Regions from separate parts of the Homo sapiens genome. Here region 2 is linked to region 1. Evidence: read pairs that join two places in POLR2A ChIA-PET (ENCODE). Cell type or tissue: B cell. All regions are shown on one strand. Each heading gives the region's core, and the rest is flanking DNA. Links, peaks and the distances in the headings are about the cores only. Region 1 has its middle 130 kb from the start of TRIB2. Region 2 overlaps MIR3681HG (MIR3681 host gene).

Region 1 (5,393 bases), core at 60-5,059:
GGGGCCTATCTATCCTTTTTGGTGATGGGACTGAAAACTCAAAAATATGAAGTCCTCCCTACCATGGCACCCTCCATGATATGTTTAATCCCATAGCTTAATATATTATTTTTCATATGTTTCTCTGTAGCCCTGCCATTTGAGAGATCTGTAAATAAAATTGCTGATGGTGAAGGACTGTGTCCCTTAAAGAAAGGAAAAAGGAACTCATATATTTGTTAAGTATCTAAAAGTACTTATATTTTTGCATTTATATAATCCAGAAATCCCATGAGAAAAGCATTATTATGATCATTTTATAGATAAATTAACTGTCCTTATGAGATGCTAAATAACACAGTTAGTAAACCATGGAATTAGTGTTTAAATATAGCTAACCCATTCCCAACACCTTACTCTTCCCATACCACGGGCTGAGAAAAAGTGAGGAAAATTCAGTTCTGGGGTGACTTCAAGTGAAGTGGTTTTCATAAGAAAGTCTACTCCTTCTGAGAGTTTAAGACCAAGGACCAGGATCCAGTCTGCCTGATGCACTTTATTATCCCCAGGAGGTTGCTTTGCTCCCCCGGGCCTTCATGTTCTCATTTCGCCAGTGCAAATAGCAACACCTTTCCTGCCCACTGTACTAGGTTGTTTTGAATTACAGGGAATGCATTTCAGGTAGAAGTAAATGCCAGTGTGATTGCGTGGTTATTGTTGCTGATGTCATTTGTTTTTGCAGAGAACTGAATAGGTTTATTCTGGAGGTGATAATTGGGAAGGTCTGTCCCCATGCTGCCAGGCACCATGGCCAGCCGAGCAGAATGCTTTGACTTGAGAATTTCATGAGCAAGGCGGAATAAGCCACTCAGCTTCTGTACAAGCAAAGCCAGGCAACAGCATTAATTAATGTGGATGAGAAGAGACAGGCCCTTGTTTGTAATTAGGAGACTCTGTGGACCTTGTTTTCTTCTCCAGTCTCTCTTAAACATGGTGAGAGCTGTGGCTTCCATGGGGTGAGTAGTTGCCCACCTCTCCACCTCCCTCTCCTCAGCCAGCTGATTTCCAGCCCTGGGATCTGGGGTACAGGAAGATCAGGTTTACATCCTAATCCTAGGAAACTTCGCCTCAGCTCACTCGGTTCATTTCAACCAAAAGGTGAAAGGAAACTGAGAGTTAGCTGATGCCAAAAAAGGCAATCAGACCAACACAAGCCAGAACCGAATTATGTCACTCTGGGCTTTCTGCACCGTTGCCACCATTAACACCTGGAAGGCCTTTGATTGTCACATTAGCAAAACATGCCATAAAGCATGAGCTTCCCTTCTTCCCACAGAAACCCTGGCCCCTTTGCAAGGGGGGGAGGTGGGGCAGTGTCACAAAGGTGGCTTTCAGCCCTAGAAGGCTTTCTTGATTAGGCCTCTGAGGGGAGACTTCCACGAAGTCTTCTCACAGGAATTTGCAGCCAGTTACAGCACTGATTTCCAGCAGCTTCTAGATGAAGGACTCTTGGAACCTCTGAGCCCAGAAGGACAGTGGAGATTGGTTGCTCAAATCACCTTATTTTATAGAGATGAAAATTGATGTCTCAGGTGAAAAATTTAATTTTCAACATGAATTTTTCTGACCACCGTGTGTCAAATAGGATGCAAAATGTTGAGGATACAATGATCTCTAACTTCATCTCATTCAGAAGTGGAGACTGTCTATCACGTGCAAGATGCAGGGAACGTTTACTAACTACCACCGAATACAGCAGAGCTGTGAATATAACGACAGCCACAGGTTCCTTGTCAGGAAGTGCAAAATAGGATCACACACACACACACACACACACACAATGTCTCTACAAATAACTAAGGTAGCCAAATAATAAAATATCTACCTTTCAAAATAGCTACACATTTAACATTCAATCATGTGTAAAGTATGTTAATTTTTCTCTGCTCATTTCCTGATGCAAGTTTATTTGAACTCATCCTGTCTCCTCAGTATCATGTCTTCCTTGTCAATCAAAGCGCTCTTTGAGTCACCTAGTGCGCCTAATCTTTATTTAGGTTTGAGAGGCAGATCTTCTTGAATCTTTATAAAAGGTTGTCACTGGAAGTTTTTTCCCAAGTCACAAGTTTCTATTTACTATTCATGATCTTTGCAACATACATCTCTTACCCAATTGCGTTCCTAAAGTGGTTTTGATATCCTTGTTTGTGACAACGTGCAAGAAATGAACTTGGGAGGTCATCACCAACTCCCAATCCCCAGAGAAATAATTACACCTAAATTACATTTCTTTGCCCCCTTTGTTAATAATCCCGTTAAGAGACTTCTATGGAGATCCAATACCAATGTTTACTGAGGTTGCTTCATGTTAATGTCTCTTCTCCAAATACTAATCTGATTTGAAAAGTAAAATATTTGGGAAAGTCCTCTATAGTAGATTTTATATAGAACTAGATATGTTGCAATTCCTTATTCTCAAAATGATGTGTAGTTTTGGGGAAGACAGTTTTCCTTTTAATCTGACCTTTATGGCATAAGTGGAAGGGTAATACAGTAGTCCCTCCATTTCCGTGGGGAATATGTTCTATGGAATATGTTCTAAGACCCCCACTGGATGCCTGAAACTGCAAATGGTACTGAACCCTATACATACTACACTTTTTTCTGTACATACATACCTATGATAAAGTTTAGCTCATAAATTAGGCACAGTAAGAGATTAACAACAATAATAAAATAGAACCTTGATCACAATATGCCAGTTTCACTATTGTTGCACTCTGAGGCCATTATTAAGCGAAACAAGGTTTCCTGCACACAAGTACTGCAATACCAGGACAGTGATTCTGAGAGCTGGGATGGCTACTGAGTGACTCACAGGCCGGGAGCATACGCAGTGTGGATACATTGGACAGAGGGATGAATCAAGTGCTGGGCAGGAGAGAGCAAGGCAGCACAAGGTTTCATCATGCTACTCACAATGGCACACAATTTACAACATGATTTCTTTCTGAGATTTTCCATTTAATGTTTCCAGACTGCAGTTAACCATAGGTAACTGAAAAGTGAAACTGGAAAGTGAAACTGTGGTTAAGGAGGAAGGAGGAAGTACTGTGTGGAAGAGAGTGTGAATGACTTTTTCTAGAAGAAAGGGGATGAGTTAAGAAACTTTCCAAGGAGGAAGTGATACTAGAGGGTGAGTTAGAAGGACCATAGGTCATGGTGTTAAGCAAGTGAAGTTGGAAGCACCCCTCATATAAAGGTACTATGGGGAAATGTTAAGAACCATGGAATATCTGAGATTTTCTTTTCTTTGCAACCAGGCAAGTTAGCTATTGCAGGTTCATGAGTGCCGGCAGAAGAAATGAGACTCCTGGACCAGAGACAAAGGACCATTGTTTACAACACAGACAGCAGCATAAACTTCATGGTTGCATTGGTTCGCCTTGTTCCAACTTCTAATGGAGGCAACACAAAAGTGGACTCAGGTGAATGCTGCATGCACAGGTGTGCATCACAAATGAGGAACTCCAATCTCATGAACTCAAATCTTTTATACTAGATTGCAAGCAAACTTGTGGGAATTTTTTCCCAGAAGGAAGACATTATCTTTCTTTTACCTGGCACTTAACAAACTTACCCTCTACTCTGGAGGATGATGCTATCTATATCTTCCAAGGCTTCTTGCTATACAAACATCCTTGAAAATATAGTTATCTTTTAGTGCTTCTGCTTGCAATACCTTCAGAAATGGGAAAACCCAATGGAGAATTGACTCCCAATAGGAAAAGCAAATATACTTGAAATGACTTACTTGAGGTCACAAAGCCAACCAGGTCTACTCACAGGCTACACAGTGCACATACACTCTACTCCCGGCCTTTCCTGCTGACATCATTCTTCTGTGGGATGATTGGGTCCTCTAGATAGCATGCAAGCCCGAGGAGGCACACAATGAGGGAAGAGCCCATGCAGCAGGCAGACTTCTAAAGTGACCCCCAATGGCCCACATCCTTGTACAATACTTACCCCTTGAGTGTAGGAGCAATAGGAAGGGTATCTCTTCTGTAACTAGATCAGTTATACATCAAAGGTGAAAAGATTTTGAAAATGTAATTAAGGGCCCTAATTAATTGACTTTGAGGTAGTCTAAGAGAGATTATCCTGAGTGAGTCTGATATAATCAGGCGAGCCATTTAAAACAGGTGCCTTGTTGTGGAAAGAGCCACATGACAGAGAATGACAGGTGTCTTCTAGAACCTCAGGAGTTCTGTCTCACAACTACAAGGAGTTGAATTCTGCAAACTAACAGTGAGCTTGGAAGAAAATGCCAAGCCTCAGATGAGTTCACAGTCCTAGTAGACACCTTGATTGTCTGAGCAGAGAACCTAGTTACGCTGTACCTGGACTTCTGACTCACGGAAGCTGTAAGATAAGAAATCTGTGTTGTTTTAAGTTACCAAATCTGTGTACATTTGTTATATACAACTAATGCACCCCAAGACTGACTTCTAGTTGTTGTATATTTCTTAACTATGCTTCTATAAGATAGCAGAATGAAGACACACGTATTTATTGAGCACTATTACTTGTTTTTATTCATCTTTCTTAAATATGTGCATAGCTCATATTAATTTCAATGTTTAATATTAGAAGTGTTTTGCTCTTTATTTAGAAGTTTGATGATGTTTTTGTGATTAGAAATATGCTGCAGGAACTTAAGTCCTATTTATATCAATTAGCCTGTGGTAAAGTTGGTTTCATTATACATCATTTAGCTTGAAGTCCAGTTTTCAAGAACCTACTAGATCTGACTTTTAGAACTATATTAATATTTTGCATACGCAAATATAATTAATAAGAACGGAAGAAAAAAACTCCACATGGAATGCGAACAGAAACAAAGTAACCAAACTGCATTTCAAGTTAATAACACAACCGCACTAAAGGAAAAAAGAAAAAAAGAAATGTCACTTTTGAGAACATGTTTCTCTAGTTAATAAGTCCTCTGCATTAGAAGTTGGCAAATCTTCTTTCTAAAGGGTCAAATAGTTAATATTTCTAGCTCTGTGAGCTATATGATCTCTATTCCAAATATTCCGCCTTTGGATCCAGAAATCAGCTATAGATAATATGTAAATGGATGGGGGAGTGGCACTGTGTTCCAATCCAACTTTATGCATGACATTGAAATTTGAATTTCATATAAGTTCCGTATGCCACAAAATTTTATTCTTCTTTGGGTTTTTTTTTCAACCATTTAAAAATGTAAAAGTTATTCTTAGCTCATGGGCAATATAAAAACAGGGATGTACCAGATTAGGCCTGTGAACCACTGTTTGCTGACCTTGCATTCATCAGTGATTGAACAAGTCTAAATTCAGCTGTTTACTGTCTCCAATGTATATTTTATT
Region 2 (5,393 bases), core at 215-5,214, 96 kb after region 1:
ACGACATTGCTTTTGGTGTCAAGGCAAAAAATTCCAGTGAGTCACATATGTACCCATTACTTCCTGTTATACACACACATGCACACCCATGTACAAAAACACATAGTGGAACCACATTACACACAAAGACAATATTCTTAAATGATGCAGATGAAATGAAAGTCACATAGAGTCAAAATGACCCTAGGTTATCCCTTCTTTAGTTGAACCCCCAGTGAAGCCGTTACATTGATTCCAGGATCCAGGTTGTGAGAAAGCAATGGACCTAGAAGGATTCGTGGTGAGGTGAGGGGCTTGGCCTCTCGAGGCAGCAGCCACTCATACCCACAGACAGAACTGCAGAGTCTCATTTTCCACCTAGGACACGCGCTCACTGACTGAAACAGTGGGGGAGTGTCTCCCGCTGCTCCCTCTTCATTTATCCCATTCTCTCTCTCTCTCTCTCTCTTTCTCTCTCTCTCTGTTGTCCAGAAAAATAGAACTACTATTACATATATATGTCCCAATAGTAATATTATTCTATATACTAATAGTTTTCTATACTTATGTACTATTAGTAATCATATTCTATATACTAATGGATATATATAAAATATATATATCATATTAGCAATAGTATCTAGAATACTATAGAATATATATTCATTATATATGTATTATGGATATATATTTCCATTATATATATATATATTACAGATATGTATTTCCGTTTTTTATATGTATGTATATCATATATAGTATATAGTATATAATAGATAGTATAATCTATATAGTAATGAATATATATCCATTATATAGCATATATGAATATAGAAAGAATATATACCCATTATATATTATATATGGATATCCATTAGTATATAGAATACCATATATGTATATATAGTGTATATGTAGTATATCTACATGTAGATATAGATATATGGAACCTTCCTAAATGCAGAGTTATGTTGTATCTATTAAATAATGGATATATATTATATATGTATATCCATTAGTATATAGAATACTATTACTATTGGGTATATATTATAAATATTGTAATGGATCCATTATAATATATATCCATAAATATATAAAAATATATCTTTTATTTCTAATTTTTATCCATTAGTAATAGTATTCTATATACTAATAGATATACATACTATATATATATGTGTGTGTATATATGTAAAATATATATCCTATTAGTAATAGTATCCTATATACTTATATATTAATGGATCGATCTCTCTGGACCCAGGAAAGCCAATGGTATAATTTTAGTCTGAGTCCAAATGCCAGAGAACCAGACAAGCTAACGATATAAGTTCCAGTCTGAGCCTGAGTCCAAAGGCAGAAGACCAATGTGGCAACTCGGAGTCAGGCAGAGGGAGGTGATCTTTCTTATTCCCCTTTCATGTTCTATCCAGGCCTTCAGTTGATTGTATGAGACCCACTCATATGAAGAAGGGCATTGTGCTTTACTCAGTCTATGAATTCATCTCATCCAGAAACACCCTCACAGACACACCCAGAATGATATTTAACCAAATAATATCTGGGTACTGTGTTACCTAATCATATTGACACATAACATTAACGCACACTCTCTCTCTTTCTCCCACCTTTTGTCTCTCATTTTTAGAAGACAGAACATAGTTAAATTAACATTAAAAACCATAGTGCAAAGTGTATGCAACTTGTTTTGGGAGCTGAGAGGAGGAAGCCATGACTTTGCCTCAATTTGGGGCAGTGTCAGGGAAGACAACACAGAAGAATTCACTTTCAAGTACTCCTTGAAGGCTGAGCCTGTCAAGTGGGGAGGTTTGGTGGATGAGGGCAGCAGCCTGGCCAGTGCTAGGAGACTCTCTGTACATATGATCTGAATGAACTAATGGCTTCAGCTGAAAGAATCTTCTCTCAGAGCAGTTGACATTTTCTTCAGATATGTTTTCTCCTCCTCTTACACGCCTCAGTTTCTCTCCAGGAAAGGCCTTGTGACCTCAAGAATAAAGTCCCACTTTATGGAAGAAAAGGTGCTGGTTCAGCAGCCAGACAATCTGAGTCTTACTGGATCACCTTGCACAAATTATGTGACCTCAACAAGTCTCTGCCTCTTTATTTGTAAAAAAATAAATACATAAATTAAACCCACCACTGTTCAGTATTGATGTGATTTAAGAAGACGCACATGAGAGAGACTGTAGCTCTGTGCCCAACACAGAAAGATACTCATAAACATTTAGTCCCTCTCCCTCTCAGTGCATGGGTGAGCTGTCCCTACAGGGAGAAGGGAGCAGAGCCTCTGAGCCAACACTAGAACTATTGGGGAGTGCAGAGGAGGAGGCAGCCCGACTCACACAAGAGATAAGAATGATGTGGAATGTGTTTTCTGAAAGCCACCTGGTGTGACAGGGAAGGAGGCCAAGCGTGGAGTGAAGAGCCTATCAGCCAAACCCCTCAGAGAGGAAAGGTCCCAGGCATTGGCGAGGAAAGCCAAAGTACCTCCCATCCCCACCCTGACTTCCCGTGTTGCCTTGGTCCTGTTACTCATCAGAAGCTTGAAAGGGGAGCACACTCATCTCCTGATTACAGCATAGCACTGGGCAAGGGAGGAAGCAGAGGCCTCAAAGAGCCTGTTCTCCCCGGGCTACAAGGGCGGGTTCCACCCTCGCAAGGCGGCCCCATACAAGGCGTCTTAGGGCTAGGAGCTCTTGTCTTCTTCTAACTGGCATCCCACCACATTCCGGTTTCCCCAGAAGGCCATCCAAAGACACATTCTTTTTTTTTTTTTTCTTTCTTTTTTTTTTTTTTTATTATACTTTAAGTTTTAGGGTACATGTGCACATTGTGCAGGTTAGTTACATATGTAGACATGTGCCATGCTGGTGCGCTGCACCCACTAACTCGTCATCTAGCATTAGGTATATCTCCCAATGCTATCCCTCCCCGCTCCCCCCACCCCACCACAGTCCCCAGAGTGTGATATTCCCCTTCATGTGTCCATGTGATCTCATTGTTCAATTCCCACCTATGAGTGAGAATATGCGGTGTTTGGTTTTTTGTTCTTGCGATAGTTTACTGAGAATGATGATTTCCAATTTCATCCATGTCCCTACAAAGGACATGAACTCATCATTTTTTATGGCTGCATAGTATTCCATGGTGTATATGTGCCACATTTTCTGACAAATGGGATCTAATTAAACTAAAGAGCTTCTGCACAGCAAAAGAAACTACCATCAGAGTGAACAGGCAACCTACAACATGGGAGAAAATTTTCGCAACCTACTCATCTGACAAAGGGCTAATATCCAGAATCTACAATGAACTCAAACAAATTTACAAGAAAAAAACAAACAACCCCATCAAAAAGTGGGTGAAGGACATGAACAGACACTTCTCAAAAGAAGACATTTATGCAGCCAAAAAACACATGAAAAAATGCTCATCATCACTGGCCATCAGAGAAATGCAAATCAAAACCACTATGAGATATCATCTCACACCAGTTAGAATGGCAATCATTAAAAAGTCAGGAAACAACAGGTGCTGGAGAGGATGTGGAGAAATAGGAACACTTTTACACTGTTGGTGGGACTGTAACCTGGTTCAACCATTGTGGAAGTCAGTGTGGCGATTCCTCAGGGATCTAGAACTGGAAATACCATTTGACCCAGCCATCCCATTACTGGGTATATACCCAAAGGACTAGAAATCATGCTGCTATAAAGACACATGCACACGTATGTTTATTGCGGCATTATTCACAATAGCAAAGACTTGGAACCAACCCAAATGTCCAACAATGATAGACTGGACAAAGACACATTCTTTAGAAAGCTCCATTCCTGGTAGTAACATGCTGAGAAGAGAACTTTCTCCTCGTCCTGAGTTTGCTGCCTGGGGTCTGGTAGGCAGCTCCTGACCACAGAAGGGGCTCTCAGGAGACAGAGGTGCCAGCATGGTGGGGGGTACTACCACTTGGGGCCTACAGAGGGGCTGCTATGCAGAGCTTAGGGAGGAGCCTGCTCCTTTCCTGACAAGGACTCACATCTGACAGAACCAGCTCTGGTCTGTGAAGTCTCTCCAAGAAACCTGGACTCTGCCTCTCTATCCTGGCCAGGCCAGTCCGGCACCTGTCAACCAAGCAGAGCACCCTTGTCCTGCACGCTCTCCACATCCATGAAAGGGCCTTTCCAGACCCTGCACTCACATGAATGTTTTTCTCTCACTAAAGTTTTTCCTTTTAAAAATCTCTTATTAAGGTATGATTGCCTTATAAAAAGCTATACATATTTAATGTATCCATCTCAATGCATTTGGGGTAAATGTACAACCGCAAAACCATCACCATCAAGGCCACAAACCTAGCCATCACCTCCCAAGTGTTTCCTCCCACCCCTTCTATCATTATTATTATTGGATTTTCTTTGTTTCATTTTCTGAGCTAAGAACACTTAATAAAAGATCTACCTTCTTAACATAGAGTAAGTATACAAACAGTATCGTTAACTGTGGGTACTGCCGTATAGTAGACCTCCAGAACTTACTTATCTTGCATAAAAGAAACTTGGTACTCTTTGACCATCTCTCATCAACCCCCATCAGCCCCAGGAAATCACCATTCTGCTCTGTTCCTGCGAGTTTGAGTGTTTTTGATTCCACGTTTCAATGAGACCGTGCGATATTTGTCTCTCTGTGTCTGGCTTATTTCACTTAACACAATGCCTCTAAGCTTTTGTTCATCTACGGCTTCTGCTCAGAATGCATTTTACACTTCTTTATTTATTAGAAATCTACTTATCTTTCAGGGCCTTTACCATTGCCTCATTCTGCCTCCAGGCTTCCCAAATGTACAGTCGTGTTTAGCCCTGCCCTTCTCAGCTTACACCTGCACTTCAGTTACGCCTATTTTTGTTGTATTCATTCACCTTACCATGTGATATAATGGAGTTGAGTGTTGATGTGTTCACGTCCCCATTGGACTGGATGCTCTTTGAGGAAAGGGAGCTCAGAGGAGGAGGAGAGAAGTGGGAGGAGTTCCCTTTGAAGTCCCTTAAGGGCAGGATTGGCATTAGAGTGAGGTAAGTAAAACATTTGTCTTGGGTGTGAATTTTAAGTATGCCAAAAACTCAGAAATCAAGATAAATATTTGAATGTGGCATATTAAAAAAAAAAGTCAACGTTATGGCCAGGCGCAGTGGCTCACACTTGTAATCCCAGCAGTTTGGATCACTAAAGGTCAGGAGTTTGAGACTGGCCTGGCCAACATGGCAAGACCTATCTCTACTAAAAAAAAAAAAAAAAATTAGCCGGGCATGGTGGCAGGTGCCTGTAATCCCAGCTACTCTGGAGACTGAGGCAGGAGAATTGCTTGAACCCAGGAGGTGGAGGTTGCAGTGAGC

What was found. Peaks named below come from ENCODE experiments on the same cell type or tissue, not always from the same donor. Only the 100,000 strongest peaks of a DNase experiment are listed, where the experiment ranks them.
Region 2: POLR2A ChIA-PET joins it to region 1 with 6 read pairs; 2 of 35 experiments call an interaction of 5 or more read pairs at or near these places.

What each region holds. Positions count from the first base shown.
Region 1 is chr2:12,585,917-12,591,309 of GRCh38, reverse strand. No RefSeq gene overlaps it. Among named protein-coding and RNA genes, the nearest start is that of TRIB2, 130 kb to the left of the region's middle. In B cell, for the core only: no CTCF peak of the experiment used is centred there; a DNase peak (open chromatin) is centred at 3,049; H3K4me3 peaks cover 501 bases.
Region 2 is chr2:12,490,328-12,495,720 of GRCh38, reverse strand. The region is part of intron 4 of MIR3681HG (MIR3681 host gene); the gene reads right to left. LOC107985853 (a long non-coding RNA gene) reads right to left here. Exons shown (of 3, transcript XR_001739290.3): 3 at 4,394-5,393. Among named protein-coding and RNA genes, the nearest start is that of TRIB2, 220 kb to the left of the region's middle. In B cell, for the core only: no CTCF peak of the experiment used is centred there; no DNase peak of the experiment used is centred there.